Linked DNA regions of Mus musculus: all the other regions are linked to region 1. The links are chromatin loops, found by intact Hi-C in ENCODE. Cell type or tissue: left cerebral cortex. All regions are shown on one strand. Each heading gives the region's core, and the rest is flanking DNA. Links, peaks and the distances in the headings are about the cores only. Region 1 has its middle 35 kb from the start of Gm41301. Region 2 holds the start of Zfp706 (zinc finger protein 706). Region 3 overlaps Ywhaz (tyrosine 3-monooxygenase/tryptophan 5-monooxygenase activation protein, zeta polypeptide).

The links. Peaks named below come from ENCODE experiments on the same cell type or tissue, not always from the same donor. Only the 100,000 strongest peaks of a DNase experiment are listed, where the experiment ranks them.
Region 2: it touches region 1 in a loop (12-fold over the local background); 5 of 42 quality-filtered maps call a loop at or near these places.
Region 3: a loop joins it to region 1, with 3 times the contacts of the local background. A loop is called at or near these places in 3 of 42 quality-filtered maps.

What each region holds. Positions count from the first base shown.
Region 1 is chr15:37,094,933-37,105,949 of GRCm38, forward strand. No RefSeq gene overlaps it. Among named protein-coding and RNA genes, the nearest start is that of Gm41301, 35 kb to the right of the region's middle. In left cerebral cortex, for the core only: CTCF peaks have their summits at 2,681, 5,555 (motif pointing right), 6,696 (motif pointing left) and 7,422 (motif pointing left); DNase peaks (open chromatin) are centred at 5,166, 5,585 and 7,387.
Region 2 is chr15:37,002,084-37,013,100 of GRCm38, forward strand. It overlaps Zfp706 (zinc finger protein 706), which reads right to left and starts at 5,319. Exons shown (of 4, transcript NM_026521.4): 1 at 5,045-5,319; 2 at 1,603-1,739. The coding sequence starts at 1,737. It overlaps LOC115488529, which reads left to right and starts at 3,623. Exons shown (of 2, transcript XM_030248876.1): 1 at 3,623-3,627; 2 at 4,773-6,390. The coding sequence starts at 3,623. The coding sequence ends at 5,721. In left cerebral cortex, for the core only: CTCF peaks have their summits at 3,883 (motif pointing right) and 8,773 (motif pointing right); DNase peaks (open chromatin) are centred at 4,486, 4,742 and 5,370; H3K4me3 peaks cover 2,256 bases; H3K27ac peaks cover 1,973 bases.
Region 3 is chr15:36,775,721-36,786,737 of GRCm38, forward strand. Ywhaz (tyrosine 3-monooxygenase/tryptophan 5-monooxygenase activation protein, zeta polypeptide) reads right to left here. Exons shown (of 7, transcript NM_011740.3): 4 at 526-649. Among named protein-coding and RNA genes, the nearest start is that of Ywhaz, 13 kb to the right of the region's middle. In left cerebral cortex, for the core only: a CTCF peak has its summit at 5,410 (motif pointing left); DNase peaks (open chromatin) are centred at 4,858 and 5,391; H3K4me3 peaks cover 1,597 bases.

The sequences.
Region 1 (11,017 bases), core at 1,393-9,392:
GTGGCTGCCAAGGTTTGAACCTGTGCAGCGGTATAAGGTACAATTAAAAGATATGGACTTTGCCCAAAGTGGGTGATTGCTGCTTTTAGGCCTTTAAGGGCAAGCTGTGCAATTGCATCAGGATACCAATCTATTATTTTAGCTGGGGATACGTTTGGATGGATCCACAACAATGGCCTATTCTGCCACAAAACTGCAGTTGGCAATTGTGCTGTCTTAAAGACACACAAACTGAAAGGCTGCGAATCCTCAATACGTTGTAATTGTGCATTCTGTAAGGCCTTTTCCACTTTTTGTAAGGCCTGGTTAGCAGCTAGAGTAAGAGTCCTAGGGGAGGAGATATGAGGATCTCCTTCTAAAATACTAAACAAAGGCCTTAACTCAGCGGAAGGAATCTTTAAAAAAGGTCTGAGCCAATTAATATCTCCCAACAGCTTTTGAAAATCATTTAAGGTATGGAGGTGATCTCTTCTTATCTCTACCTTTTGGGGCACAATCTTATCTGGGGACACCACAGAGCCCAAGAATTGTCCTGTATCAGAAATTTGGACCTTTTCTGTGGCTATCTGTAAACCCCACTGACTTAAAGTTTTAAGTAGAAAAGGATATGCCTTTTGTAGCATGGTAAGGTCTTTATGGCACAGGAGGATGTCATCCATGTAAAGGAGCAAAATTAAAGAGGGGAATTGTTCCCTCATTGGCAAAAGAGCTTTTTGCACATAAAGCTGGCACATTGTAGGACTATTGGACATCCCCTGTGGTAAGACCTTCCATTGATACCTCTTATCAGGTTTAGCAGAATAAGCTCTCTGACCCGTTAACAAGTCAAAAGTCCAATCTCTCTGCTCTGGAGTCAAAGCAGCTGCGTTTGCTCGGGCCTGCGCTTGTGCAGCTTCGTGCCAAAGCGCTCTCCATTCCATATATTTGCCCATACTAGGGAGAGCGGCTTTTACAACCGTTTGCCAGTCAGCAGGAGTTAGTGCCATGCCGGCGAGCCTGTCTAACTGCACCAAGGTAAAATTAGCATTGGTTCCGTATTTACGGACCGACTCGGCAATTTCTTTAATTTGTAAGTATTCTACCGGAGCGTGGACACGCCCACCCTCGGCTCCTTCAAAGACCGGAAATGCCTGTTGTATTTTCCTTTGTTCCTCTCTGGGAATGAATGAGTCTGCGCACTGCCTCTCTGCGCACTGCCTCTCTGCGCATTGCTGACGCACTACGGGCTGACGCACTACGCAGGGCGGGGACTCCGCATAGGGCGGGAGTGCACCTGGTAGCCGATTGCCCTGAGGCCAATTAGCAAACTGGCCTTCGCCAGCCGCTTTTGGCTTTTTCCTTAAATGACTAGTTAGCACTTTACTTGGCGGCTGGTATCCTTTTCTTTCATAATGAGCCGCTTTTTTCTCCCAGTCTGTTTCTTCAGAGCACAGGCTCCTTCTCCTAGAGACCTCCGCTAATTGATCTTTCTTCTTTTCCCTTTTTCCTCTTTTTCTTCTAATCTCTCTCCAGGTATTCTTACCTAACCTTAACTTTTCCTCGGGTTCAAGACCCTTGGAAAGGCCTGTATACTTATTTTGTGTACCATATTTTCTCTTTGTTCCTACTCTCTCTCCCCGCTTTACTTCTGATAGATTGTCCTGAATTTCCTCTAGAATTTTTAGCCCTGCCTTAAGCACTATATAACATGTGAAAAGGAACAAAAGGGCTCCTAACACCAGAAAAAATTCAAGGCCAAACATATTCCACTTTACTTCTGATAGACTGTCTTGAATTTCGTTAGAAAGTTCAAGATCAGACTTATCTTGTAAAGCTATACTTACGGGTTACCGCCGTTCCCCAGCTGAAAAGTTCTGAATTCATACAGTTGAATCCTTCTTAACAGTCTGCTTTACGGGAACCTTTATCACCGTCGTTCCCCAGCTGATGAGTTCTGAATTCGGCAGTTGAATCCTTCTCAACAGTCTGTGTTACGGGAACCTTTATAAACGTGATCCGCAGTTCTGGTTCCGGAATGAGGGATCCTCCTTGCGCCAGTCCCGAGTTTTTTTCTCGTCCCGGAATTCGGCACCAATTGTTATTAGACGCGTTCTCACGACCGGCCAGGAAGAACACCACAGACCAGAATCTTCTGCGGCAAAGCTTTATTCTTACATCTTCAGGAACAGAGTGCAAGAAGCAAGAGAGAGCAAGAAGCAAGAGAGCGAAAAAGCAAGAGAGAGAGAAAAGCAAGAGAGAGAAAAAGCAAGAAAGAGAGAAAAGCAAGAGAGAGAAAACGAAACCCCGTCCCTCTTAAGGAGCATTCTCCTTCGCCTCGGACGTGTCACTCCCTGATTGGCTGCAGCCCATCGGCCGAATTGACGTCACGGGGAAGGCAGAGCACAAGTAGTCATAAGATACCCTTGGCACATGCGCAGATTATTTGTTTACCACTTAGAACACAGCTGTCAGCGCCATCTTGTAACGGCGAATGTGGGGGCGGCTCCCAACAGGTACGGAGATGAGGGAAGATTTAAGAGGATTCGAGAGAGGTTGTGATAAAAATATATTGTATGTGCATCTTAAAGAATTAATAAAAATATAACTTAAGCAAAGTCAAACAAAGAAACACTGGAGTAAGTGAGGCAGAATTGTTCCTCCCTGACACTCAAGGCACAGTCAGAGACTCTCGTGTATGATTGCAGCGCCCCCACGAGAAGACTGACTGCAAAGACACCGCACAGCTGAACCAAAGTATATTTCCTTCAGGGTTCTCTTCCCAGGCTTCTTAACTCTGTCTTGTAGCTCTGTGCTGTACCCACTAATAACGAATGGGTCCAGAGAATTCAGCAAATCCAAAAAGGTCACCATTTCAACCTTGTCTGGCTTTCAAGTGAAATTTTTGGTTCAAAGCAAAAAAAGTCGAGTTTATTTAGGAGACTGGTGGCTTAGAATAACAGCTGCAATAGGGGGTGTGGGTAGAAATAGAGACCCATCACTTTGTCCTTTCTAAACATTCACTTAAAGCTCACGTTTTAGCCGGGCATGGTGGCACACGCCTTTAATCCCAGCACTCGGGAGGCAGAGGCAGGCGGATTTCTGAGTTCGAGGCCAGCCTGGTCTACAAAGTGAGTTCCAGGACAGCCAGGGCTATACAGAGAAACCCCGTCTTGGAAAAAAAAAAGCCCATGCTTTATAACTACTTATTGGTCTTAATGGGGAAAATTTCACTAGATGGTGCTTGAAGACTTGGAAAACAACATACAACCTGAATTTAGAACTTCAGGTCTTGCGTTCTGATTTGTTCAGAGCTGACGGTGTGCTTGGTGGTCTCAAGAAGGTGTCTGCTACTGTAGGCCTCTCTGTGTGCACAGCAGAGGTTAATGATGCTACAGGATTCAGGCCTCTCCATCCACCTGGTCACCACTGAATTCTCAGCATTAGTACAAAGCATCCCTCCTGGAGTCCGAGTAGGACACCTTCCCCTGGGCTGGCTGTGGGACCTGCAGCAGGCACTCAATGTGTCTTCCTCAGATGACTTCAGGCACACAGAAGCTGTACCTCCATTCTCCAGGCAGGAAAGACCAACTTAGCATAGTCAGACGGTCTGCCAAAGTGGAGAGTTACCCACCTCCACCCGTTTGTGGCTGTGGCGTCCTGCTTTCCTAGGCTTCTGTCTGTACCTATGTGAGTGCCCTCCCTTCCCTTCTGCTTTGACCTATTATGGGCTGGCTAGTAAGTAACACTCATGCGCTACTCTAGGAACTCTCTATGACTTCCTGGGAGAATATCAACACAGAAATCTTACTAGACAAGAAAGGAGTGCATGTGTACGTGTGAGTGTGCGCACGTGCGTGCGTGCTTGCGTGCGTGCATGTGTGTGTGTGTGTGTGCGTGCATGTGTGTGTGTGTGTTCCTGTGTGAATATCAACACTGGAATCTTAATACACAAGAAAAGAATGTGTTCATGTGTGAGTGCCTGCATGCATGTTTATATCTTTCTGAAAACGACTTTAAAATAAGCAGTCTCAGACTCACATACAGTCTGAAAACATGTTTTTACCACACTGTAGGAAAGGCATTACTGCATGTGAAGCAGAGAAGACAAACAAGAGAGAAGGGTCATTTTAGGACAGGAGAGGAATAAACTTGTCCGTAAATTATATAACACATGGATTGCATAATACATTAGCAAGTAATATGTTACTTCTCAAACTCTCAGGAGGGTAAAGACTATTCCCCTGGCCTTTTCTTCTGTTCAATATTAAAAATGAGTTAGAATGTAACATCAGATTATGTCAAACCTTTAATAACACCCACACTTAGAGACAATATTAAAAGAAGCAGAGAACTGCTATTCTCCACTTACACCCTTGTAACTAGAGCTGAAACAGGCTTTCTGACACAACAGAGTTGTTTGTCTTCCATTTGCCACCCTAAGCAGTTCTGTTGACCCGCCCTCCCTGACCATGGTCCCTGCTTTGGCTGTAAGCTGACTCATCAGCCTTTCATGTGTGGGGAGAAGAAGCCCAGCATTGTCTATGAGGTGGACTTGGACTTGATGCTGGACACCCTTCAGTTTCTACTCCCAGGATCTACAGAATGCAGCTAGCACACAGTGTACTATGTAACAGTCTCCAATGAGATCACTGTTGCTGTGTAACAAGCAACCCCAAGATAGAGGGCTTCATATTGCATCTCCTTTCCTATCACTCATTGCTCTGTGGATCAGGAGTTCTGGGAGAACGTGCCTTGGCGGTTTCCTCGTCCTTGATACGGTATTGTCCATCTGACCATTGGTCTGGTGTAGAGCAATGGCCTTGCTCGTATATCTAGTAGGGACAATTACGACGCTGTGGTGATTTGACTAAGAAATGTCCATCATAGGCTCACATATTTAAATAGTTGGCCCCCAGTTGGTGGCATTGTTTGAGGGGAATTATGGAGCCTAGGAAAAAGCTTGTTATAGCTTAGCCATTTCCAGTACTACAGTTCATTCTTTGCTTTGTGTTTACAGTAGAAGATGTCACCTGTCAGCTCCCTGCTAAGGCTGCCTGCTGCCAGGACTCTCTCACCATTATGGATTCTCCCCTCTGGAACCGTAAGTCAACAGAAACTCTTCCTTCCTGAGTTACTTTTAGTCACAGAGTTTTATCACAACAGAAGGCAACTGATAAGCATGTGACTTGGGTCCTTTGCATTTCTTAGTAACCAAGGTAACCCTGTGTGGAAGCAGGGGAAGCTCTGAGTGAGTGTGTGTTGTTGACATGATAGGCTATGTCAAAAACCCCACAGCCTCAGATGCACGGGGAGCAGCACCCCGCCCCGCCCCGCCCCCGCCCCGCCCCCGCCCCGGTGAAATGGAGGAATGGTAAAGTCTTTTTCTCTCAGTGAGATGTGTGCAGTATGTGCAGAAATGAGCAACTGCAGCTTCATCATGCTGGATAACTGCAGCCTGAGACTGCTCCTCTCCAGAGAGATCTACGTAGACTAGTGAGCCACTCCCACTATGCTGCACTTAAAAAAAAAAAAAAAAAGCCTAGGTTCTGGGTTGCTGTGCAGTAATGGTGCTGCTCCAGCAGAGGGAGCACGACCTACCTGATTGTCTGTCCCTTCTTTCCTTTACTACCCAGTCAGGGCAATCCCTTGTAAGACAAGACATTTCCCTTCCAGCACGGCAGCTGGACTTCTTACATGAAGAGCCAAGTACCCAGCAGCAGTGATCTTCAACTGTCAAAGTGAGTCAATGCTCGGATCTGGTCCAAGTAGACACAGAGCCGATATAATAGAAGCAGAATAGATAGCATCAGCCCGCGACCAGTCTCCTGTGATGACGATAACCATTCAGCTAGTTATGAATGGACACTGACAGTTTTAAGAAATTTCCATATGCACAAGAGAAAAGAGCTACATATTTTCTGCTACAAAACCAAAAGGTTCCCAGATGCCTCCCCTCAAATGAGTGGCCATCGATAGGTTTCCCGGAGCACAGTGGCTGTTATCAGTTATTCATCCACAGAGACCTTCAGAGAGGACACAGCTGTGAGGTGGTTGTGAGTCTGGATATCTGATAGCTTTCCCCTCTCCTGTGCTAAGCTCAAAATTGGCCACAAAGTTGTCTTACCTCCTAATCCCAACTGTGGAGTTGAGTCAAATTGACTTTACAGATAGGGTAGTTACGGATGCTGAAATACAGAGCTTATCTCAAGTTGCCTGGCCATATGCAATGTGACCATAAGGACCGTTATAACTGGGACGCAGGAGACCAGGGTGGTTAGTGGGAGAAGGAATGGTCAGAAGCAGTGGGCAGCCTCTGGAAGTTAGCACAGACAGGGAACAGATTGTCCAGTAGAGCGGCTCTTTGACATTGGCCTCTGAGCCATGGAGAGCAGCCCCAGAAGGCTGGCCATCTGTTAGTGACCTTGGAAGCTGGGTGGTACTACACACTGACTTTCTCTTGAGTGCTCTTTCTCTGTCTTGTATGTTTTAAAGTTTCTGTGACTGAGTAGAGTGAAAGAGAGCTGTGGCTTTGGGGACCAGGACAAATGAGGGGAGGTGGCACTATAAAGTGTTCCCCTAGGGGCTAGAGAGATGACTCAGTGGTTAGAACACTACTGCTCCCACAGAGGACCCATGTCTGGACCCCAAACCAGCACCAGTCAGCTCCCAACCACCTGCAGCTCCAGGGCCAGCAGATCCACTGCCCTCTCCTGGTCTCCAGGGGATCCTGCATCACCTTACAGACACATGCATACATGCAATAAGAATAAATCTTAAACAGAAAGGGGTATGTATGCATTGGGGTTACCTAGCTGGAGACTTTCAGGCCTCTGTGCTACACGTCACTTCTCCCCAAATACTTGCCCACCTGCCCCTTAAAAGCCTGCTTGTTAGCTGGGTGGTGGTAGCACACGCCTTTAATCCCAGCACTCTGTAGGCAGAGGCAAACAAATGTCTGAGTTCAAGGCCAGCCTGGTCTACAGAGTAAGTTTCAGGATAGTCAGGGCTATACAGAGAAACTCTGTTTCTAAAAACAAAACAAACAAATAAACAAACAAAAAGCCTGCTTATTTTCAATTGAGTATCTGAGGACAGCAAGCAGTCCAGACTGCTTTCTGTTGTTTGGCTAAGCCATTGGAAAATTCTTGTACATGTGTAGACTTAACTGTCTGCTTTACCCCCCACCCCCACCCCCACCCCAGGCCTTAGAATCAGGCCTGGGCCAGAGCAAGTCCTGAGCTGTTGCTGACAAATGGCTACATAGCTACACAGTTTGTACATTTTACATTCACAGGCTTGTGGTGAATGAATAATGTTTGTAAGATTTCAGAGAAAAGGAGGATGTAGCAATGCAGACTCCAGACTGAGAGAAAAGCCTGCTGTTAGGGGTAGAGAGAGTGCCAGTTTCTACCTTCAGGTTGCCTTCCCTCAGGCCACAGCACCATCTTCTGGACAATGGTAAACTAGGGTTAGTCTAAAATTCCCTCAAAGGCTAAATCCGTGGATTAGCTGGAAAGAAAGGCTGGCCAAGGGCATGCAGGACACACCCAGCTGCTTGAAGTACACCATTGTGTATGTGCAGTTTGTGTGTGTGTTTGCGAAGCTAACACAATACAGTGGTTAAGATTTCACATGGTTCACAAACATAAAACCAGAATAGAGAAATGCCACAGACCCTCTGGGCCCCTTTGTCTGCGTGGAACGGGTCTCTAGTTGCGGGTGGACAAAGCGTAGGATGAGTGACAAACAGACGCACACAGGAGAGTTCGTGTGGAATCTGAATGTAATGTCAAATCGAGCATCAGACTTTTTATGCAAAAGACAATAAGGAAGTTGAGTGACATATTCGCAAGGTACAAATGAGGTAACCAGATGCTTAATGACTCTTACACAGAACAGAGGAATGAAAATGCAAAGACTGGCAGGAACTGGGCAATAAAACAACTGAGACAAAGTCAGCTCTATCTAAGGTCAGCTATAGTCTTAGAAGCCAGGTGTGAGGTCTTTACACTCCTAGGGCAAGGGCTTTCACACCCAAGTCATGGTTCTAACTAGGGAGTTCCGATCTAGCTAACCATCTCATGAATAATGCAATACTCTAAAACCACATCCCGATCTACTTTCTAAACCATTGTAAATTCCTGTATATGGGAGCGACTTGGCTTTTATTGATAGTGTAATACCAGAGGCTACTCTGAATGTCACTGTCTAGCTCAAGGGCGTTCTAGGACTGTTGGAACACTGAGGCTTTAGCTATGTCAGAATTTAATCTTAAAAGGCACTTATAATAAAGAGAGCACGTGGATCCATCCACTAGACTAATGCAGGAATGGAGAATTAAGAGAACTCCAGACTCCAGGAGGAGAGCTTCCTTGAAACTCTTTTTGCCTCATGAGCAGCTTTTAGGCATCCCTGCCTGACAGGCTGACTCGACTGGAGTGCCCTGGCAGAGAAAATTCTTTAGGTCTGAGTCAGGGTAATCGACTTAGAGAATCTTCAAATAACTTAAACAAGCAAAAAAAAAAAAAAAAAAAAAAAAAGCCAATGATGAGTTCAGTGGGAGCCCCTGCTGTCTTTCAACATCTGTTGCTATGGGGCAAGAATGAAGGGGCCACATCAAGGACTGACTTTCGGTCTTTAATCAGTTTCCAGGATTGAGAATGGCGGGGACCCAGCTGTTGGAAGGGTTACCCTAGGCTCGCTTAATCAAGTCTCCAAAGCCTCGTTTCTGCTCACTCAGCTTGGATGAGCTTGGTCTTTGATTCACCCTCAGCCTGAGGAGGAATCCGCACTGTGTATCTTCTCTGTCTCGTTTGCATGTGTGTATGTGAATGCCTGCGTGAATTCACACAATCTAACATATTTAGGATCCCCACTTGGCCCCCACATGTTGCTATAATGGAAATGGACATAATCTCAGGAGAGTTGAGGGCACTTCACCTCAGCATAGGCTCCTTGTGTGGTGGGGGTTTGTACTCTGTGGTGTCACGTGCAGGGGACACATGTCAGCCTGTAACAAGTGTGCCTCCCCGTGAGGTGTTAAATCCCAGCTGAACCAGGGTCTGACCTAGAGTGTTATGCCAGGCGCTCTCCACAGTTGGAAGGAACAAATAGAAAATCAGCTTCTAGTGTGGGCTAGAGTGGGCATGGAAGCATGTCACAGTAGGGAGTTTTTATGTTCTAGACTACGTCACAGTAGGGAGATATTATGTTCACAGGGAAGCCTTGTCAGTGCCCTCCCCCACCCCCTTGATCAGTCTTTTATGGTATGGCAGACTTGAGATTTGGGAGGTCCAAGATTCTTGGGAGTTGGAGGTCATGAATATAAGTAAACTATGCAGTCCAGTGACTGTCAATTTATTTATTATTATATGTAAGTCCACTGTAGCTGTCTTCAGACACCCCAGAAGAGATCCCATTACAGATGGTTGTGAGCCACCATGTGGTTGCTGGGATTTGAACTCAGGACCTTCGGAAGGGCAGTCAGTGCTCTTAACCACTGAGCCATCTCTCCAGCCCTCAGGTTCTCTAAGATGGAGTCCGAACTCAAAAGATTTTGTCTCTCACTGGTGTTCATTATTTACCTTTTCTCTCCATCTCTAATTTATCTCTTAAAGTTATGTGCCTGATCATCAGTTCAGGATTACTATGAAACTAAACAAAATTGCATGTCATAGTGCCTTGTATGTGTGTGTGTGTGTGTGTGTGTGTGCATTGGCAGTCAACAGACATCAATAGATTTTTCCCTGATTCAATCTTTCTTCTGTCTGTTTCATAAATATTTGCTTTCTAGGTGCTGTTAAAAACAAACACCTTAAAGGAATGCCTCGCACAGACAGAGCCCCAAGTGTGGAGAGACACCATCAGCGAGGCTCCATGACACCGCTGCATTTGAAATCTGCAGCTCTGCAGTAAAGTGCATCACCCTAACTATGCACTTATGTCTTAGGTTGTTAAGGCTGTGTGCAGAATCTTACCTGTCATTGACTGACATCCTGCTAAATTAATGGCATTCTCTGGGGATCCATTTTAAGTTTCAAGCCATGTATTTTTGGTTGCCAACATGTTGATGTTGTTAAAGGCAAGTTTTATGAAAATGAGCAGGAATAAAAGTATTCCCAGTACAAGAAATGCCAACATGATAAAACTATATAAACCGGGCTGGTGAGATGGCTCAGTGGGTAAGAGTACCCGACTGCTCTTCCAAAGGTCTAGTGTTCAAGTCCCAGCAACCACATGGTGGCTCACAACCATCCGTAACAAGATCTGACGCTCTCTTCTGGTGTGTCTGAAGACAGCTACAGTGTACTTACATATAATTAAATAAATAAATCTTAAAAAAAAAAACCTATATAAGCCAATCTTGAAGCTTGACCAAGATGAAAATACTGACCTTAAGCCATGAATAATTTTTCCATCCCCGCCATGAATAATTTTATCAACAATATCCACAGCATCAAAACTCAGTGGAGTACTATTCTTTAAATTCAAAGCTAAAATATCCAGAGAGGTGTTAGAATTATGCCAAATACCCTGCAAGTGTCTTTGAATTTTCTCCCAATTATAGTTGTTGGCATCAGGACTTCCCAAACCTATGATGTCACATAGGTGACAGCACAACCTGCAGACCTGTTGCCAAGACAACAGGCACCATATTCCCAGAATCCAGAATCCACTTGGCTCACCTCCCACCTTTACCTTAGTTATGTCATTTTTCATATAAGGAGAACGACTCTCTCTGACACTCTCTCTCTCTCTCTCTCTCTCTCCCCTCTCTCCCTTCTCTTTCTTTTTTCTTTTTTTAAAAAGCTTGCTTTAATTTTTTTTAAAGATTTATTTATTTATTTATTATATGTAAGTACACTGTAGCTGTCCTCAGACACTCCAGAAGAGGGAATCAGATGTCGTTACAGATGGTTGTGAGACACCATGTGGTTGCTGGGATTTGAACTCCTGACCTTCAGAAGAGCAGTCGTGTGCTCTTACCCACTGAGCCATCTCTCCAGCCCCTCCCTTCTCTTTCTGCTGTCATCTTCCC
Region 2 (11,017 bases), core at 1,259-9,258, 93 kb before region 1:
ACTGGTAAACGAAAAAGTATCTTACAGAAAGGAAATTAGTTCCTAACACTTCACATATGAAGAGGAACACCACATAAAATCAAGTATTTTATATGTCATTAATAGCACACAGAAAGCTTTTACTCATTAAGCATGTTCTATGAATTCTCACAGAACCTTGCTTCTATCGTGCTCATCTTACCTGCCAGCAACACTGAAGCCCAGAGCTTACTCTGCCTGAGAGCTATGAGAGCTATGTTCCAACTCAATTCTAGGTTCTCCTAGCTGCATGTGACACAGAGTACAACAGTGACTCCCCTCGGGGACTGGGGAGACGATCCAGCAGGTATACGAGGATCTGGATGTGGAGTCTCAGCATCCACATACAAGCCGGGCAAGGGCACACATTTAACGATCCTAGAGCTACTGGAACAGAAACAGGGATCCTCACAGCTTGTGGGTCGGCCAGCCAGCCTAGCCAACTGGTGAGCCGTGGGTTCAGGGTTAGGGTTACAGATGACACCTGATATCTGCAAGTGTGTACACACACACACACACATACACTAATTCATGTACATACACACAGACTCACACCTGACAAAATATACCTTTAAAGGTCAGGGTAAGTCTTTATTAACTAACCTTTAATTTAATTTAATTTCACCTTTCCTCTGTTTAAAAAAAAAAAATCAGAAGCCATTCAATTTCATCATCACCATTACCAAGGCTAGAGATCACCTCTCTTCAAGTGAACCTTCATGTAGTTAGGAATTCCTATTTCATTTGTGAAGATTTCAACAAATGATTAACTTCAGTCTAGCAATCATGTCGTATCATGATCCCTTTCCATCCATACCAACAATCTTTATTCAAGTACAGGGCTTAAAAAGACTATCTATACACCAGACCAACCCTGTTTTTTCCTCTGGCACTTCCTTACCCTCAAGGGTGGTGAACTCACACAGAGGCTATCCTTTAAAGCTAGACTGCCTAGACCCAGGTCCTATCTCTTACTTGCTGAATCACCTGCACACCTTATGCTTGTCACTTTTAACATGTACATCTGCACATCGAGAAGGAAGCAGCACAACTCAGTGGTTGCTGTGTGGATTAAACATGTGACTACAGGTAACACACCTGCCTTGATACTCACACATGGCAAACACTCCCAAACAACTCTTTAAACTTGTTAATTCTACTAAGAGCTCTCAATGTGAATATATGTGGTATCATATATGTCCACACTGCATCTGCTGGAGATGGAGTTAAAAAACTATTATACAGGCACTGTTACTTTTGGCAGCCCTGTACAAGGTTTAGCCTTAGCCACACTAAGAATGCAACCAAAGTGAATTGATTATAAACTCCACAAGGACACCTTTATTCTACAAAGGGCAGGATACTGTTTTACCTACATTTTCCCAGCTAGCAGTTAAGAGAAATGTGCATGGCCAAGGAAAAATGTTTCTTGAATGGGTGACTGTAGATAATATCCTAGGAAAAAAACCACTCTCACATCTACTAGTTCAAATAAGGCATCCATTTTGTTGTAGGGAAACTTTAACCTCTCCATTTTACAGGGTAAGAACTAGCTACAGGAAAGCGCCATCTTGGGCTCCTTACCCTACAGACGGTGCAGGTATATATTAAGGCAGCTTTGGCAGCAGCCTTTTGGTCATGTCCTTGTTTCTTCTTTTGTCCAGCCTGCTTTTTGGCATTTTTCTGCTGAGACTGAATCTTCTGCTGTCCACGAGCCATATCTAAAAACAAAAGATTAGGCACCAGAGTGACTTCTTCATTCTACTACAGAGCAATTTAAGCATAGTAATATGAGTCAATAAGAGTTGACCATGTAAATTTCAGACATGGTCAGGAAGTGGCGTGAATGGATTCTCAAACTCACACACAATGCCGCTAGATGACAAATGAGTATATTCCTCACAATGCATGCTCAACAGTATCAAATGTATGTACATCAATGTATAAAAGGATGTTTACAGAACCTGTTCTAAAACCAGACAGTTCAAATATCATTGGTAAAAACAGATAACACAGTGGAATGCCAGGCAGCATTAGAAAAAAAAAAAAAAGGCATTTCTAGCCAGACGTGGTGGCACGTGCCTTTAACCCCAGGACTGAGCAGGCAGAGGCAGACAGATCTCTGAGTGTCTGAGGTTAGCCCATTCTACGTATAGTTCCAGATCAGCCAGATCTACAAAAAGACACCCAGTCTCAAAAACAAACAGAATAAATTATTTCTATAAAGTTTGTATCTCTATGTCAAGGAAAGAAGCCTTTCCTGTATAAAGTTCAAAACAGGCAAATCCACAGCTAAGGAGGTCACTGTGCTATTTATGGAGTGAACGGGAGGCGGTGACAGAAGCAGCATTCCGAGGGTGCTGACAATATTCTTTATCTTAAACCAGGTAATGATTATAAAGGCGTTTGTTTAATAATAATAAAGATCAACACACAGCCTGAGCAGTTGGGAAGGAAGCAGAGGGAGGAAGACCACATGGCCTGGCCAACCTGGTCCACAGAGCAAGACCACATCTCCCTCAACAGACTCCCATGCCTACTGCATATGTATATATAGTTATGGTTTTACTTCCTTTTACTTTACATGTAACCTTCAAAAGTTTGATAGTCCAAAGTTTAGTCTTCCTTTGTCATTTGATTACAAAGGTAGTTTCTCCCTGCTAGCATCCACTACTGAGACTTACAATTTGCACATTTTAAAATAAGTGCTGTCATCTAATCCTAGAAAAGAGATGTAGGGACACAGCAACTCCTTTTAGTACTGAAGTTTCATTAAACTATTGTACTATCCAGAGTTTTCCTTAAGAAAACTTTCCTGCACAGAAACACAAACGCCTACACTTATTTGTGTGCACGCAGATACACATACTCCACAGAGCATTTGTGAGTGTGTTCTTCTACAACTTGTGTTCTGGGGATCTAACTCAGACCCTCGGGCTTGACAGAAAGCGCCTTCACCAGCTGAGCCACCTCACTGGCCCAGCCGCACACATTGTAAAGACAAATTAGAACCCTGGTGTGAGGGTACCTTTTACAAAGCTGAAAGGTTCTTTCTATTCTTCACTACTAATGGCCTGGAGTAAACAAAAATGAGTTAAAACAATTGTCACTTAAAAGAATTATTTTCCTGTTAAAACCAGACTTCTGGTTAGACAGCACAAATTAAACCTGTTCACCCAGCATCTACCAGAGTAGTGCTTTGAAGCACATTAAAATGAGGTCCAATGCCACTTTGACTAGCACTGTAATTACATTTTAAACTTTGAAATTACTAAAAGACATGAATGTACAAGGGACCGTACTATGAAGAGGGTTGGCCTTTTCTGACTGCAATTCTCTTTAGCTACTGGATATAAAGTCAAAAGTGTTTCAGTGACAATCAAGCTCTCCTCATCATCCCCCACCACAATGGAAACTAAACAAACACACACGTACTGGACACATTCCCACTAGTATTACGTAGCAAACTGGAAGTCCATCCAGTCTTTCACCAACCATGAGAATGTTTAATATGCCAGCCTAATATATGAACTCGATTCCCACCCAAGGCAAATATAAACTGTTTGTCATGAAAATTATATTTCATTTTTGTGTTTTTAAACCAATGCCGTATCAATTCTCTAAGTTTCAATAGTATATTGGGGGGTTGTCTCACTACATATCTCTGGCTGGCCTGGAACTCACAGAGATCTGCCTGCCTCTGCCTCCTAAGGGCTGGGATTTTAAGGCCTGTGTCACTTCACCATGTTCCAATGGCATATTTAAAAGTACATTTTGATGGTGGGTCTTCAATACATGAACACCAATGCTTTGAAAACATTCCTTAAAAAAAAAAATTAATATATATGGGTACACTGTCGCTGTCTTCAGACACACCAGAAGAGGGCATCAGATCCCATTATAGATGGTTGTGAGTCACCATGTGGTTGCTGGGAATGGAACTCAGGACCTCTGGAAGAGAAGACAGTGCTCGTAACCGCTGAGCCATCTCTCCAGTCCTGAAAACACTCTTAATGTCCCCCTGTCTTAGTATCAGATCTTTACTAGATCATTCTGATTGTCTAAAACATCTTAACTCTTCCATAAAGCATGGCTTATGTATGTGAATTACTTGGTGAACAGATCTTAAGGGTTTTATGCTTAAGTTACAGAACCTCACATCAGTAATTCCAGAACTTTCCTTGCCATCTAGAAATTAAAGCAGCTACTTTGATAACCTTTTCATGAAGCGTGCTGTAAAAACAATGCCATCAGATAAGCAAAAACTATTTTTTAACTTTTGCGTTTAGGGCTTCTCCTAAAACACAACAGAACACCTAAGATTTAACCCATTTTCTTTACCACCACCAACGGTTACAAAAAGGCAAACGCTTCAATAAACACAAAATGTAACACTAGGCAAAGGAGATCTGTTCTAACAGGCTAGCTGAGCGGGGCAGGCCCCTAACTTCTGACAGCACAGATTTCCTTTCTGAAAGCAGAAGTGCAAACGATCCAACCACCTGCTTTCGGACAGTTCAACTTACAATTTGCTCTTGACCAGCTCATCGAGTTTTTGACAAAATCTTACGTATAAATCGCTCCCTGATTAAGTGGGACAAACTGAAAGGCAATAAATCGTTTGCAAACAGTTACCAGCTGATTTTTAATAAAAGTTTTAGCTTTCCCAGGAGGCTGCAAATGAGCTACGAACCAGGAAGAGTTCTTGGAATACCAGGACTCTTGAGAAGGAGGCCCTAAGGGGCCGCTTAAAGAGAAACAACTTACTCTGAGGCCGGGGAGCCAGGAAATGGGCTCACACTCTGCAACCAGCCAGAGCAAGGGGCCCAGGTCGGCTCCGCGGCACGATCCCAGCTCTCAACAGCCATTCGTGGGCAGACTCAACCCCACGGTTGCAGCCCGGCCCGCCCGAGGCCTCGGCGGCCCTCAGCCCCGCGCCCGCTCCGCCGGGAGTCCGACGCCCGCCCCGGCCTCCCGCCGCCGCGTGCCTCCCGCCCCGGCTCCCGCGTCCTGCGGCGCCGCTTACCCGGGCCGGGCCGGTCTGGCGTCCGAGAGACCGCGCAGCGCGAGAAGAGCTGGGCAGGACGAGTAGGGAAGGAAGGGTCGAGCCCCGCACCGCTTGGGGCCTCCGCCACCCGCAGAGGAAGGACCGAGCAGAGCCGGGAGCACAACAGCCCGCGCCTCGCACACCCGCCGCAGCGCGCGCCCGCCGCGCCTGAGCCCGAGGCAGGCCCGTCGCTCGTGCCCGCGCACGCCGCGCCGCACTCCCAGTCGCCTCAGCGCCGCCTGCTTGCCCGCGCGGTCCCGCCCCTCACCTTCCTGCGGCGGCTTTGCCCCGCCCCTCTAGCATGCCCGCGTCCTTCCGGTCTGCAGGCCAATGGCAGCTCTCCCCTGTTACATAAGCGCGCGGGGGCGGGGCCTAAGACGGGAACTGCGGGGCCCTCGCCCGCCCCTCTGCTTCCCGCCCGCTCTCTCGGTGTCGTCTCAGCGTGTCCCCCTGCCCTTGCGGTGTGTGACCTCCGGTCTACGGGCGGCTGTCGGCCGAGTGGCTCAGCAGTCACTCTTTCGTGTTTCACTCACCCGGCCTGGCCTTTGCCCCGCCGCCCTCGTTTTTCCCTGGCCAGCCGGGAGCCCTGTAAGGCGCTAGCCGGAGCGGCGGGGGAGTCGCGTCCGGGGCCCCGCGTGGCCGCCGCTCGGCCATGACCCCCTGCCAGACTCGCTGCCATTGTTCCCTCACTGGTTCCGTGCTCAGGGTATTTTGACTTACTAGGGACTTTCACATAGATGGAGACTTGAGCCTGAAAAATCGGCTAAATCCTAACGTGCTCGCTTGGCCTGTGCAGGCTGGCTATTGGATTGCTAATACTTGGGGAAAGAATAAAAGGTCGTTCCCCGCCTCCACTTGATTTAGACCACGTTGTGAACTTCAGATACCTTATTAAGAGCGATTGCAATTCTAACATCTAGTGGTGGTTAGAAATGGCGTTGTAAATCTCTGCATTTGTTGCCCTGTACCTGCAACAAGCTGCTCCCCATTAGATCTAATTAGGTTATAGGTATACTGCTTTTGTGGCCTTAAAACCACTATGTGGTTCAGTCTGTCCTAGAACTGAACCCTTTCACCTCCACAGGAGCTACATGACCATGTGTCGCCATGCCCAGTCAGAATCTCAAACTTGCCTGCCAGTAGCCAGAGAATTCGTTGACTATGAGCATAGTCTACTTTACTTGTACTATGATAACCTTGTCACAGTATTGTTAAAAATAGCCAGAAAGGTGCAACGCAGCTGGGCCATGATTGAAGTGGGCTCATCTTTGATTCATTTCACTTTATGCTCACAAGCCTTTATTAAAATGTAGTTACGTGTTTAAGTTTTGTTACTGTTGCTGATGGTAATCTGTAATCTCCTTTTTATTACTGTATAGCCAGTGACCAACAAAGTGCTGAAAAAACAATATTGAACAGAATGTGTCTAAAGAGACAGGTTTGGAACAGACATGTCAAGAAGCTATAACATAGTTATTAATGGTGGCCACATTTACTGTTGTGTTAATCTGCCTTTTGGGTTGAGAGTCTTGGAGGATCTAGACTTGGGAAATACAAAGAGCTGTTTGTCTAGTCATGAATGACAATGGACACTGCAACTAGACTGTGACATCTGCAGGGGTGAGGTGGTGTCTGAAGTCTTGTGAAGTAGGATTGGTTTGTTGCTTTTTGTCCTGTGGCCTGGGGGAATACTCAAAAGCTAGTATCCCTTGAGTTTTTAATTCATATCTCCTGCAGGAACCTGACAAAAGCTGTAGCTGGAGTTAGTTCTCTCTCTCAGGACAGGACTTTGTTAACCGGGGTCTATGGGGAGTCACTAGGTGTTTAGTGGTAGCTCTGCCTTCTTTCTGGCTGGGGCCAATAGCACCCCATTTTCACTTGAGGAAAAGTAAAAGTCTTTGAGGATACTTACAGATGTTCCCTGGGGGAATCCGAGTTCACAGCAGTAAACTCCACAATGTCTTCCTGCTATGCCTCTTACCCGCACACCTTCTGCTGGAGCTTTTTTCTTTTTTTTGTTTTGTTTTTTAAGACTGCCACTCAGGCCGGGCATGGTGGCACACACCTTTAATCCCAGCACTTGGGAGGCAGAGGCAGGCAGATTTCTGAGTTCGAAGCCAGCTTGGTCTACAGAGTGAGTTCCAGGACAGCCAGGGCTACACAGAGACACCATGCCTTGAAAAACCAAAAACCAAACCAAAACAAAACAAAAAGCCCCAGAACCCTGCCACACAGGTCTCTTGTCTCCTCTATGCTTTTTATCCTTGAAGGAGTCTGGCTCACTCCCTTGTTAAGCACTGTTACCTAGAGAATATGGTGTAATGGTAATTATATGTGGTGCTTAGGACATTTGAAATATACAGGGGAAGTATGAAGCCGGAGTGAGTATGCTTGAGCATGTGTGTGGTGACAGTGGGTAAAAGGCAGGGCCTCTGCTTTGCCACCAGCTGGTGTAGTGTCAGAAAAGTGACAGCAATCTAGACATGAACACTTAGGCTTCTGTGCACATTCCTGCATTTAATTATGAATGCTAACGACACTTGTGGTAACATTTTCCCTTTTCTGCCTATCGGCGGTCACTTTAAGATAGTATGCAACAAGAACTTGCTGATTTGCTATCCAAAATCCACCTCATGAAATGAAACTGCGCCTCTGGAGATGAAAGATGACAGGCTTATTGATGTGTTTGGATGCGTGCTGGGTTCCTGCGATGAGGTGATTGGTGAGTTCCCAGCATATTCATTCTCAATACATAATGTAATCCTAGAACCCAGGAGAGTGAGGCGGGAAGATGGATAGCCAAGGCTATGTAGTGAGTTCAAGGACAGCCTGAGCTATGTATCAGATCCTGCTTTTAAAAGACAAAGCAAACAACACAACCACACCGATAACAACCAAAACAGTCTCCCTGAGGGGCTCCTGTCTCTGTGGTGCTTCCCTTAGAGACAACCGTACAACCGTAGGAAAAGCGAAGGTGGTTGCTCCGCTGCCTCCTCCTTACCTGTGCACCTTCTGCTTGAGGCTTTTTGTTCAGTCTCGTGGCTCTGAATGTCACACTCCCTTGAGACAACGCCTGCATTTCCAGCTCTCATTCCAGCCTCTTTTGTGAGTTTGTATTGACAGTTCCGATGCCCGTTGCTCACTTCTGCCTTGATGTTTTCCAGCTACTTCACATTAGTGCCAGATTGTACTGACTCTGTGAAGCCATTGACTTGAGTGTTTATGTGCAGCGACACTTTAAAACATGCTGCCAGTTGAACTATAATGACTTTTGGTTGTAAGGCAAATCTTGATTTCAGTAAAATTAAAAGAAGTTTAAACAGTAATGTGGGATATTAGAAATGCATCAAAAAGAGTAAAGTACTTAGACAAGGCCTTACCAAGAGAGATTCCAAGCTTGTATTCTGAATACCAAGCAGCATTGATGAAGGACATTGCAGAAAATCTAAGTAAACAGAAAGGCAAAGGTGCCTTCACTTTGTCGGTCAGAAGATTCAGAAATATACCCATGTCAGCAATCTCTGCATTGATCTACAAGTTGATGTACAAATTAAGTGTAGGCCTGACCAAAATCCTGCTGGCATCTTTCCATATGTTGAAGACCCTATCTAAATTATGGGAGCTGAAAATAGACTAAGTACTATTTATTTATTTATTTCAAGATGTATTTACTTATTACATATAATGTACACTGTAGCTGTCTTCAGACACACCAGAAGAGGGCATCAGATCTCATTACAGATGGTTGTGAGCCACCATGTAGTTGCTGGGATTTGAACTCGTGACCTCTGGAAGAGCAATCAATTCTCTTAACCGCTGAGCCATCTCTCCATCCCCGACAAAGTACTCTTAAAACTTGATGAAACATACTTCCCAATTTCAAAACTTACTACAAAGCTATGGTCCTTGGTATACATGGTAGAGGGAGGACGGCTGTACACATCAGTGCATGGAAGTGAGAGTCCTGGGTTAAAGCCTCATAATAGCGCTGTGCTTTGTCCTGTCACCACTGTTGCCACCACTGTGACAGAATACCTGAGGACAGTGACTCTGTTAGAGAACATGATCCATTGAGAAGACTAGGCAGATTCCAGGACAGGCTTCAGATTAGCAGTTCAGGAGATGAGGCCTAAATCTCTGTCTCCAGGAACTGGGCAATTTCAGGCAAGTCCAGGCCTCAGAAGCTGCCCTGCCACCTGACCTGAGGCAAGGATGATTGATTGGTCAGCAGCAGATTCCAGACTTCCTCAGCTACTTCCTCAGTAACAGTTTCCAGACCTCCCCAGCAAGTTTCCAGCCCCCACACCCCAGTAATGGAATGTCCGCTGAGATGGACCCAATAGGTTAACATAGAGGTCACCTGCACCAGGTGGTTCTAGCTCCCGTCAAGTCGACCATTGTAATCATCAAAGCAGCCAAATAAATGTCAACATTAGCATCAGACACAACTCAGTGGGGTAGGAAAAGTCTTTAATAAGTGATCCTGTGGCAACTGGATGTCCATGAGTGAGGATAGACTAAAGTACAAACTGCCCAAGATAACACAGCCTGCTGTGGATTGGAGAACTGAGGTATCTCTCTGTGTGTCCATTTCATTGCTTGTAGGCAGCATTTAATGTAACACTTGGCCTGATGTGGGTGCCCAGTACATGTTTATGGAATGAATGTCTGCCCAGATGTTCCCTCCAGACTAGGTTAGCAGGCCTACAGGACACCTCAGAGCCTTCCTTCCACTGACACCTACAGTTGCCTCACTTGGTGGTTCTAGCTTGATAAACCGGCTACACTCATACAGGCTTTGAGCACCCCGTGTTCCTGATCTATATCTTTATTAACCAGCAAGCACATGGCACGTAGTAGGTACTCAATACGTGTGTGAATGGGTAAATTACAGGCAGTGGATTATGAGAGAAATTAGAAATATCCGTGACTATTGGTGCAGCCATGTTTGGAATGAGTGCCTTTTCTCTTGAGGGCCTACTAAGTGCGATGGTAAAGGAGTTTCAAAAGAAGCCACCAAGACAGAAGACAGAAAGGAAGACCTGTGTCACAAAACTTAAAAATGTTTGAGAAGTAGGCAAGCAGTTTGAGGGTTTCCATGCTTCAGAGTAGATGACACAGCAATTCTAGGCAGAAAAGCGTGGGGTTCAATGAAAGTTTAAGCTGAGTAGGAAAGCCCTCTTCCTCTCCTCCATCCCAGTTGAGCCAGGGAGCAGATAGTCTTCACCTCCAGTCTGACACTGGAAGAATTTTCTTAGGAATTATCTCAACCCAATAGAAATGCCTAAAGCTACTTGAAACTGCAGTTCTCTCAAAGAATCACACGGCCTGTTTAAGTGAGCCCATTTGAGAAGTGCTAGCTCCCCACACAAACCTTGCAGCCAGACGTCCGAAGCCTTGCTTTATTACATGATCTAACAGCCAAGGATCAGAAATTGGAGATCCCAGACAGCAACTAGGGAAGGAAGCGGCCTGAACAACAGTCTGTTGGGAGAGGAAAACTTTGGAGACCCTTTGGAGACGCTGGCCTTAAAAACACATCAGAGAGCCAGGCATGGTGGCACACGCCTTTAATCCCAGTACTTGGGAGGCAGAGGCAGGTGGATTTCTGAGTTCAAGGCCAGCCTGGTCTACAAAATGAGTTCTAGGACAGCCAGGGCTACACAGAGAAACCTTGTCTCGAAAAACAACAACAACAACAAAAACCCACATCAGAGTACTAGCCTGGTGCTACTTTAAAATAAGGAACACTGGGGAGTAGAATGGCAAACCCAATTTTAATGTTGCTCCATCTACCTACTAGTAGAAGTGCTGGCTCAGGAGAAAGGCTGAAAGGTATACTTGAAAAAAATTGTAGAAAGAAGGATAAGAAAGCAAAGAGCCGGGCATGGTAGTGCATACCTTTAATCCCAATACTCGGGAGGCAGAGGCAGGTGGATTTCTGAGTTCGAG
Region 3 (11,017 bases), core at 1,160-9,159, 320 kb before region 1:
GATCACACTAGCCACTCGCTACTGTTGTCAAGAGAAGAGCAGCTCAGAGTGGGGCTGGGATGAAATGATAACTCTGAGGCAAAGATCACTGGCTGACTGATCTTCCAGTGGAGCCTGGTTCAAAATTCCCAGAACCCTAAGGACAGCTCACAACAGTCTGTAACTACAGTTCCAGGGCATCCAATTGCGCTGCTCTGACCTCCAACAATACTGGGCATGTGTATGTGCACAGACACGTGCAGGCCAAACACCCTTACACACAACCATCCAATCATTGTCTAGTGATTTCCTCATTCCACTCTAGGGTTACACCTATGCAGACAGTGAGGAAACATTCTTATACAAATAGCTTTTCAAAAAGCTTCAAGTTTAAAATACCAAAATAGGCAAGACACAAGACAGAGAAAGTAAGAGCCCTACATATAGCCAGCACCTCAGTGCTTGAAGGAAGAACGAATACTTCAAAGGGTGGGCATCCACACCAGAACTGCTTCATGTAAGCTCAGCCAAGCAAAACCAGCTTACCTTTCTTGTCATCACCAGCAGCAACCTCGGCCAAGTAACGGTAGTAGTCACCCTTCATTTTCAAATAGAAGACTTTGCTTTCTGGTTGCGAAGCATTGGGGATCAAGAACTTTTCCAAAAGAGACTTCAGAAGAAAAGAAACAGAAATAGTAAGGAGACAACACTTACAAACCAAAGTTAAGCAAACACCAGAGACTGAATTGTAAAAGTCAAAACAAAACCTTAATTTTTCTAATAACCCAGCAGTTCAGAGTGCTGGTGCAGGAGGATTGCTGTGGATGAGACCAGCCTAGACTGCAAATGGACACTAACTCAAAAATTAAATCAACAAGTAAATCAAGGCAGGGAAAAGGCCAGATGGAAAAAACCCTTTCATCTCATCATAGCAATTTATTTTTCTTATTTACAGATCCTCACAAATGGAAATTTTCATTCTGTAGCTTTGCTTAAAACTATTAGTGTAGAGCTTACTGGAACTGTTACATACTAAATAAAACCAACTTCAAACAAATAATGTAACTGCATTGGAGAGAAAAAGGTAGAACAGAGTGAATAAATAAAAGTCAGTCTCTCACCATACCTACTTCCTTGAACACCACTGCTTTGAAATCAAAGTGATGTCCGTGCTCATCTGGGCTGAAGCCCAGATATGCCAATTCTTACAAGAAGTGTGCCTAGATTCTGGTTTCTATTCTCCGAAAAGACTCGAGATTCTTGAATATCTATAATCCAATGATGGAGGACAGAACTGAACAAATTTTAATCCTACTGCTTAATCTATGCATGTAGATAGGCCATAAAGATACGGTTAAGAGTGAGTGACTCTATCCCTCATAATGTACAAACGTGGCAGCTGGCATGCGCACCTTTGTAATCTCAACACTTAAAGGCAACACAGGTCACCCAAAGGTTAGGAAAGTATCTCAGTGACCCTGTGCTGGCCTAGCAAAGCCACAGAATCGACTTGCATGTGTGGAGGGTGTAATGGAAAACCCTAAAGCTGGACAGATACTCCTTTGGGAAGTGTTGATAAATGTTCACGGGAATTAGCAACCTACTTTATTAGTAATTTCTGTATTCCTAAAAAACATATCAGGAGCAGGGCAGTGGTGGCACACATCTTTAATCCCAGCACTTAAGAGGCAGAGGAGCCGGTTCCTGAGTTCCAGTTGAGTCTAGCTAGAGCATGCTTCAGAGTTCCAGTTGAGACCCTTCTGAAAAACCAAAACCAACCAAACCAAGCCAAACCCCTTATTGGGAATTGCAGTAACAGATCAACAGCAATCCCTCAGCCTCCCCACTTAAGTGACTCACTTAACTTTCAGTGTGTCTATCAAAACACCCATTTTAGAATAAGCACAGCAATGTCTAAAGCTCTCTGAAATAAAACGAGGACCCTATGAACAAAGCATCTAGTTTGATGCACAAAAGCCACACACACATATTCTGGGGATAATCACAGGCCCTCAGAACCATGAGTTTTTTATTCAAACCAACAGCAACCAAAATCATTTGAAAAAGTAACTTTCAACTTACAATAGGTACTAGCATGTATTGGGGCCTGGGAATCTATTCATGTGGCCAGAGTGACAGCTGCATTTCTCCATCTTCCTCACAGAAAAAGCTATCAGTACAAAGGCTATCAATTAACCTCCTACTTCCAAAGACTATATAATGTTTTATTTTTAAACTGTGAGTGCATAGAACCCAGATAGCAGCTCCTTAACTATTTGTGTTTCAGGGGAATCTGGCCACTCTTCAAGGACACCAGGCTGCACACGGTGCAAACACATGCATACAGACAAAACACCCCACACAGAAAACAGTAAGATAATAGACAATAATGCTGATTGCTTGTACTGTCATGGAAATAGTCATGACTGCACAGGAGGATGAGTGAAGAATGACTCTCAAGTGCCTGCATATCACTGCTAATGCCTGTAACTTTCTAGTCACATGTGCTACATGCTGCTCACCTTAAAATACAGCAACTGTTTATACTGTCCACCCACTTCCAAAGAACAGGAAATAAAAATGTGGGCTAAAATACTTTTTAATGCTAACACATTCTTCCTAAACCTAATTTTTATAGGCACTTGAGTTTCACCTCTATTGTGTCTACTTCCAAAGGTTTTAGTTTAAGGAGAACAAGGACATATCCTTTGTAAGGCAGTCAGGGACTAGTGTTACTGGAAGATAGAGAAAATGGAAGGCTTAGTTTGTCCTTTGTTTTCTTAGAGTAGGTACAATTATTAAAACAATTTTACACCTTTTAACTTTCACGCAGTCAGTTTTGTTCTTTAAGCTACAACCTCAACACTGCCCAGGTGTAAACTGAACTCATAGGCTCAAGTGATCATGCCTCCACCCTACTATAAGGTAGAGTAGTAGGGTCTCATGGGTTTAAATTTTATAAGCTAAACACCACTACCCAAAACCCATCATGTTGCCTGCTTCTAAGACACTCAAATATTAAATTCTGACTGAATTACAATGAATGAATTCTTCAACAGCCTACTTTAAAAACAAGAATTTTACAACAAGCTTCAGTAGAAAAATTTTTATTATCTTAGTACCTTAAAGACCCATCTCTCAAATACAAAAATAAACAAAGCTCACTATTTAATTTTTAAACAATTAAGATACAATATAAACTGAGGCTGATTCTATCAGATAATGAATATTTTCCTAAGAGAAAAAAAAATATTCTGTGTCTCTGACACCCCAAGTGCTCACTTTGGAGGACACAGAGGTGTCAGAGCAAGCACAAGCATTCCCAAGCTGCAGCCACATAGCAGGCTGTCTACACTTGCATGAGACAGAGGAAATCACTCTCTAGACCAAAGGTCAACAAAGACCAGTGAGAAACTGGTCATCGAGGTAGCACAAGTATCTTGTTTCACTACGTTAATTTCAAGGTTTGCTTTCCATTTTATCCCAGGAAAAGTATCCCCAATCAATCATGAATCCTCAGATTTCCTAGAAATTTGAGAGCACATTTCCTCCCCTGCCCCCCCTTTTAGAGCAAAGACATTTTAGATCATACAATTTTAAAAAAAATATTTATTTATCATATGTAAGTACACTGTAGCTGTCTTCAGATACCCCAGAAAAGGGCATCAGATCTCATTACAGGTGGTTATGAGTCACCATGTGGTTGCTGGGTTTTGAACTCAGGACCTTGGAAGCAGTCAGTGCTCTTACTGGCTGAGTCATCTCTCCAGCCCATATAGATCACACAACTTTTAACAAAGTAATTTATAGTTTACCCTTTAAAAAAAAAAAAGTGGATACTTTTAAAGGTTTTGTTTGATGAGACCTGGGTATTCTCAGGCCTCCTGTGGGCCGATTTTGAGACAATGGCCATCAGTCAGGTTTTTCCCGTCAAAGCCCTTTACTGTACCAACAGACTGCAGTGCTGGTGCTGTAGCAGGACAAAGCACACTTCCCAAGCATGGCTTGCTCACTGTAATGTGACACCACACCTGAACCTCTGCCCCAAAGAGAGCCTGAAGTCATGTGACAAAGAATTACAAATGCAAGCAAACCGTGTGCCAGGAAAGGAACACCAAGACCATAAAAAGCTGCCGGAAAAGTTGCCCAGCTAACAGACAGTAAGTCAGCTGTGCAGGGGAATAGAATTCCGGAACCATCTAATAAATACAATGGGTCAACATTATATTTAGGTAAAACCTTTAAGGGAACAATTTTGTTAGACTCCTGGTTAAATCATAAAAATTGAGGTTGGAGAGATGGCTCATTGGTTAAGAACGCTGGCTGCGCTTCCAGATAACCAAGGCTCCCAACCATCAGGACCGCCAGTCCCCAGGGGATCCTTTGGCCTCTAAGGGTACCAGGCATGCATGTGATGAACAGACACACATTTGGGGAAAGGAAGGAAGGAAGGAAGGAAGAGAGAGAGAAAGAAAGAAAGAGAGAGCGCGCAAGCAGGTAAGATGTCTCGCTGGCTAAAGGCCTCATGCCAAGACTGGTGGCATGATCTCAATGTTTCAGACCTCCACTGAAGGAAAACTGACTCCTGCAAAGTGTCCTGTGGTTTAGGTGCACGACTGCGTGCACGCACGCGCACAGAGTTAAAATATTTGTTTAAAGAGAAACCCTTAAAGTATCAAGAGCTTCTAAAGACTGTAAGAGCTTGCTTCACTTTCTTCCTACATCAGTTTATTTCTGTATTTCAAAATTTCAGAGACAGCACAGAAGCAATGATGCACCTGTAAACGTAAGATTTGGGAGGACAGTTCTCACTTCCTACACTTACTGCAAGAACTGCCATCAATGGTCATGAAGGAAACACATTAGCAAGAACAAGTCCTAAGCTGGGGTTGGTGCTTGTGCCTATAACCCTAGCACTTGGGAGGAAGACTGCTCAAGTCTGAGGCCAGCCCAAGCTTTGGTATGAATTATACCCTATTTCAAAACACAAAAAGCTGGATATGGAAGTGCCAACACTTGCGAGGTAGAGGCAGGAGGAGCAGGACTTCAAAGACTTTAATCAATACATACACACACAAATAAAAAACACACTAAAATGATCCCTAAAACTAATAAACTAAAATTTGAAAACGCAGCTGAACTTTAATGTGACTCAGAGTGAGAGTGAGCCTCCAAACCTGACCGAGCCTCTGCCTCTGTGCCATCACATCATTTAGTACTAAATACCCCCAAAGAGGCAATCTACTTTACAAAAACATGGTTAACATTTCTTGTGCAAGTCTTCCCACGCAAACTTTCCCCAGCACTTTACCCTACAGGATTTACCATCATTTCTAGTTCTCTTAAAATCTTAACTAGAAAGCTAAGCTATGAATTTAACCTATCCACTGTTTCTGAGTTTTAAGTCTTTTACTCCCCCTTGTGGCTGAAGGGGTGAGTGCTTACAAACTGTAACCTCAGTTGCTCCAAACTAACCATTTAGTAAAGTGTTCATAAAACATGTTAACAATGCTTCCTATGGCAACACTGAATGTTGTGTGTGAGGTCTCATGGACAGCTGCTACCTTTAAAGATCTGACATGAGGAAATGAAGAAGGTGACAGAGGGTGACTAACTCCAATGCATTCCCAACAATAAGCACATAGCAGACCGTCACTACATGTCAACCAACAAGGGCGCTGATAGAGTAGTTCCTTGGGCAGCACCCTAAAATACCACAAAAAGGAGTTTATGCCAAAAATTTAATAAGCAAAGCATCTTTACAAAATTGAATGCTTGATGGAATGCATTTAGGTGTTTCTGACCAGTTGGTGGTGGAGGGAGACACAGAGACGACCTCTGAATGGAAGTTACCATGATCATCTATTCAGGGTCACTGGGCCCAGGGTAAACACTGGGAAAAAACAGAACTGGGAGGAACTACTGCTAAACAACCCTGTGGTGGCTTTGCACTAAAGCAGGATTTCTATTTAAGAACAGCCTGGGCTACAGAATGAGAGCCTGCCTCAAAATAACTAACCAACTAACTATAAGGCAAACCTTTACTACTAATCAATATAGGTAAAACCAGACACCAACTCACCAAGCAGTTCTTGATAAAGTATTCTGACACCCTCCTCTGCAAGGTCCCTTTTGCAAACAGCATAACCATGGGCCTCATAAAACAAGGTCCCATTACCAAGCACTTACTTCATCATAAAGCTGTGTGCGCGGACAGAACAGGGGTCAACTTGAGGTGTCTTCCACCTCTTTCTTCCTTTCTTTCCTTCTTTCTGTAACAGGGTCTGTCAACAGACCTGGACCCCAGCTGAGTTGGGTGGCTTGGCCAGTGACCTTCAGGAATCTGTCTGACTCTTCCACCCCAGGAGAGGTCTACAGTCCAGTAGGAGCTGGGGATCTGAATTTGGGTCTTCCTGCTTACATAGCACGTGTTTTATCAACTGAGTCATCTCTCCAGCACCATTTTAAATGTTTGTCTTCAGTTTCTTTTTACAGTTTCATTTTCAGAGCCAAGGTTTTACCACATATAGCTCAAACTGACCTCAAATTTGTTATTTCCTGCTTGGGGTGCTGGGATTACAGGAACACGGCACCTAACATATGACCTTTGTTTGTTTGATTGATGCTTGACAGTCTCTTTGTCCCAGGCTCTAGCCTTGAAACTAGCTCCAAGACACAGGCTGTCCAACTTCTGGCCCTTCAGCCATCACCCACAGAGGTCCATGCCAGGATTACAGCTACTATGCCCTTTATGCTGGGGCTGAGGGTGGTACCCAAGTGCATTTCTTTCATCAAATGAGCCGCATCCTCAACCCAACACTTTAACAGTGTTTATAACCTGCACACATTAGTCTGTAAATTCCCAGCTCTTCCCCCATCAAATCTTTAAAAAAATGTTGAAGCAGCTTCCCCTGCCTTACTTCTATTTGTGTACAAGTCATTTTCCTCTCTAGTTGAGACTTAGAAGCAGAAGATTTTTATATCTTCTTTTCTATGACACAGGGTTTACAAAATAATGGGCAGTCACTCAATAAATATTAACTATAGGGCCGTTAAGTCTGCGCAACTATCCTAACTTTCACTCCTTACCATAAAAATCCACACAGAAATGTCCTCTGTGGGGCATATCATTATCTTTGTGATATGATTAAAGAGTCTGATGATAATGCTCTCAGATGAGAGCTAAGGACAACTGGAAGGAGAGCCATTACGGAAAAAGAGCATGGTTCCAAGTATGTGAATCCTTAACTGTAACTAAAGTTGTTTATTCTGCCAAAACAACTGGCCTCTGGGTTGACTGGGATCCAAGCATGTCACTTTAAACTGAGCTACGATTCTTATTAGCTTTAAATTTATTTTGCATACAGATATTCTGCCTGCCTACATGTTGTACACATGTACACTTGGTGCCAGCAGAGACCAAGAAAAGGTGTCAGATCCTCTAGGTCTGGAATTACAGAGAGTTCTGAGCTACCATGTAGATGACAGTAATGTACTTGAGTTTCATTACCTGAGTCCTCTTGAAGATTAGCCAGTGAGTGGCTCTTAACTGTTGAGAAAAGATCAAGCCCAAGTCAATGACCAGCTAGCCACAGCACTAAAAAACTCTTTTCATGGCTAGAGAGAGATGGCTCAGAGCACTTGTTTTTACAGAGAACCTGACTTGTCCCCCACGGCCCACATGGTAGCTCACAACTGGAGTCCCAGGAAATCCAATATCCTCATCTGGCTTCTTTTGGCACAGACAAATGTGGTACAGGCAGGACATTATACAAACAAAATACTAAGTCTTTTTTTTTTAAAGAGATATTATAATTTTTGGCCATCAAGACAGAGCTGGGTGTAGTGTATCACATGCCTTGATATCTAAAATAATCTGAGGTCAGCCAGGCATACAGCCAGACCTTGTCTTAAAAAAACAAAACACTTATATGAGGTCAGCTAGATGGCTCAGAGGGACAAAGGTGTTTGACAGCAAGCCTGAGCACAGGGCTCTAAAAGGGGTGGGAAATTATCCTACTCATCCTAACTCCACTCTCAAAGATGGGTGTGTGTGTGTGTGTACACATACGTGAGTTTTTAAGTGTAGAACATGTTGAACAATTAAGAGTAAATTTATCCTTAATAAGGTATAACTAGGTACTGCCCAGGAATGTCCTGTATACATCTATGGAAATGAATGAAAAAAGGTGGAACCAGTAAGCTGGCAGCACTGAAGGTACCAGTAGTTTTCACAAGAGGATCAGGAGAAGCTATTTCAAGAAAACAAATTGGCCTTGAGCAGAGACAGCTATTCTAGGAGCCCTACAAACATGAGCTCCATTTATCCTTCATTTGAAACTGTTATGGTACTGAAGGCTATGGGATCTAAGATGAAGACACAGTAGGGAATCCCAAGCATCCTAAACAAACTTAAGCTTACTAGAAGTTCAATGGATTATGGACTAATGCTGATCCAACTTAGTTGACATTAGAACATCCTTAATTTTGACTCTGAAAACCCCACACTTCAGCATGAATATGCCAAAGATCATCTTTTTCCTAGAGCCAAAAGAAAGTGTCTGTTACTTGGTACTCTCAAGATTATACAGTCATGGCTGTTTCTAGACAAGCTCTCATTACAGTCAAGAAAAAGTCTCTCACAACTTAAAGATGCCCCAGAAGTCAAATCCAATTCTGCAAAAATATAAATTATTTCTACATAATCCTTGTACATTATTGGTGTTCTGTCTGCATTTACGTCTGTGTAAGAGTTTCAGATCAGTGGAACTGGAATTACAATTTTGAGCTGCCATGTGGGTCCTGGAAATTGAACCAGGATCCTCTGAAAGAGCAGCCAGTGCTCTTAACCACTGAGCCATCTCTCAAGTCCCCTAAATTATTATTAATGAGCTGAAGGAGAAAAAAATATTTTGTCAAATTGACACAAGCTAGTGATCTGAGATGAGGTAATCTCCTTAAAGAAAATGTCTCCATAAGATCAGGCTGCAGGTAAGCACGTACGGCATTTTTCACGGGTGAGGGTGAGGGCCTAGCACAGGGGGTGGTGCTGATAAGAAAGCATGCTGAGAAAGCTAGGAGTGGCAAGCCAGCTCTCATCCATGGCTTTCATCAACTCCTGTCTCCAGGTTCCTGCCCTGACTTCCTTCAATGCACACAGGAGTATAAGTCAAATAAATACCTTTCCTTAGTTGTTCTGGTCATGGTGTTCATCACACAAATAGTAACCCTAATTAGGACAGCAGTTGGTATCAGGATAGCGGGGTATTGTTTTGGGGAGAATTGTGAAAGGACTTTGAAGAGAAAAGCCCTTGAGTGTTCAAAGCTTGGTGAGCTGCTCTGTGGGAGCTTGGAAGAAAAGTGTTGAGAAAAATGCAGATCATGGAGGCCCAGTTTATGAAGTTCCAGAGAGTAAAGCCCTGCATATCAGCTATTTTGAATTAAGATTCTGTGGTCTGGGTAAGCTGGGGAAGAAAACTCTCAGCTGTGACTAACAAGAGATCAGGCACCATTTAACTTTTTTCTCTACTGGAACAAGAGATGCTAGTTATCTAGAGATGAGAAATTAGCAATGATGAATTAAGAGACCAACATCACTGAAGTAAAATTTCCTGAAGTGTATCCTGGGAAGCTGTGTTTCCAGGGCAGCCAAGGTTGTACCATGCATAAGCTGGCAGAGAAACTTGGTAGTTTAAGAGTCAGTCACCTAGATAGTTCAGTGGCAGTTGAAGGCCCAGGACTGAAGAGAGCCTATGACAGGCCATTGGTCAAAGTACAGGCCAGTCTCAGCAGAAGACCCCAGCATTTTGGAGATGCCAGTACTGTGGGATGACCACAAAGACAGCAGGAGCTTTGGAGTGGAGCCAGACTGAGCCTAGAAGACATGCTGTGTGTGCTGCAGAGGGTAGAGCTGTAGAAGTGACCCAAGACTCTTGGAGGGGCCCAGAAGACAGTGAGTGAATCCTAGATAGTAGGCATTGATCTATTTATACTTTACAACTTTGGATTCCGTTTGATTGTGACTGTGTCCTGGTCCTCCCCTCTTGAATTAAGAAAGTATTCAATTTATTTTTGATTTTACAGGAGCTCACAGTTGAAACTTTGAACTTTTAGAGAATTTGGAATTTTACAAGGACTTTGGATTTTAAGAGATTGAGCTTTCAAGTGTTTGAATTTTTAAAGGCTGTGGAACTTAAATTTTGAAACGTTTGTAACAAAACACTGATACCCATATGTGATCATGGGGAAGAAAAAGGTTAAGGCTTAACGGTGATGTGTGTCAAGTTGACAAGAGATCGGTCAATTGTTCTGGCTAGTTTTATAGCAAACTGTCACAAGCTAGAGTTATCTGAAAGGAGGGAGCCTAGATTGACATCCAGCTGTAGTGCATTTTCTTAATTATCGATTCTTGGGGGAGGTCTTAGCTCATTGTGGGTAGTTGTCTATTAGAAGTGGTTCAACCTGTGGGTTGGGAACCCTCCACAGGAATTACCAAAGACCCATCAGAAAAATTCGTAACAGTAGCAAAATTACAATTACCAAGTAGCATCAAAAATAGTTTTACAGTTGGAGACCACAACATGAAACCGTATTAAAGGGTAGCGGCAGCACTAGGATGGTTGAGAGCACATGGTTCTACAAGAAAGCGGGCCGAGCAAGCCTGGAGCCAGCCAGCTCCCTTCCAGGGTCTCTGTATCAGCTCCTGCATCCAGTGTACACCTTTCCTAAGTGTTGCTTTATCACAGCAACAGAACACACCTCTGGGCATTCTAGGTTTAACTGCAAAGGCAAGATTCACCCTAATGTCAGCAGCACCATCATCTCATGGGTGGGGATGATAGTGAATGGAACATCAATGCTTATCCCTACTGCCTGACTACAGACACAACGGGACCAGCTGCTTTGAACTACTGTCACCCCAAATGATTGTACTCAAAATGGTGGACCCAAATAAGCCTTCCCTTCCCAAAGTTACAATGAGAAAAAGAACTAATATAGTTTCTTCACCATTCTCTCTTTATTGGGGGTACAGGTGGGA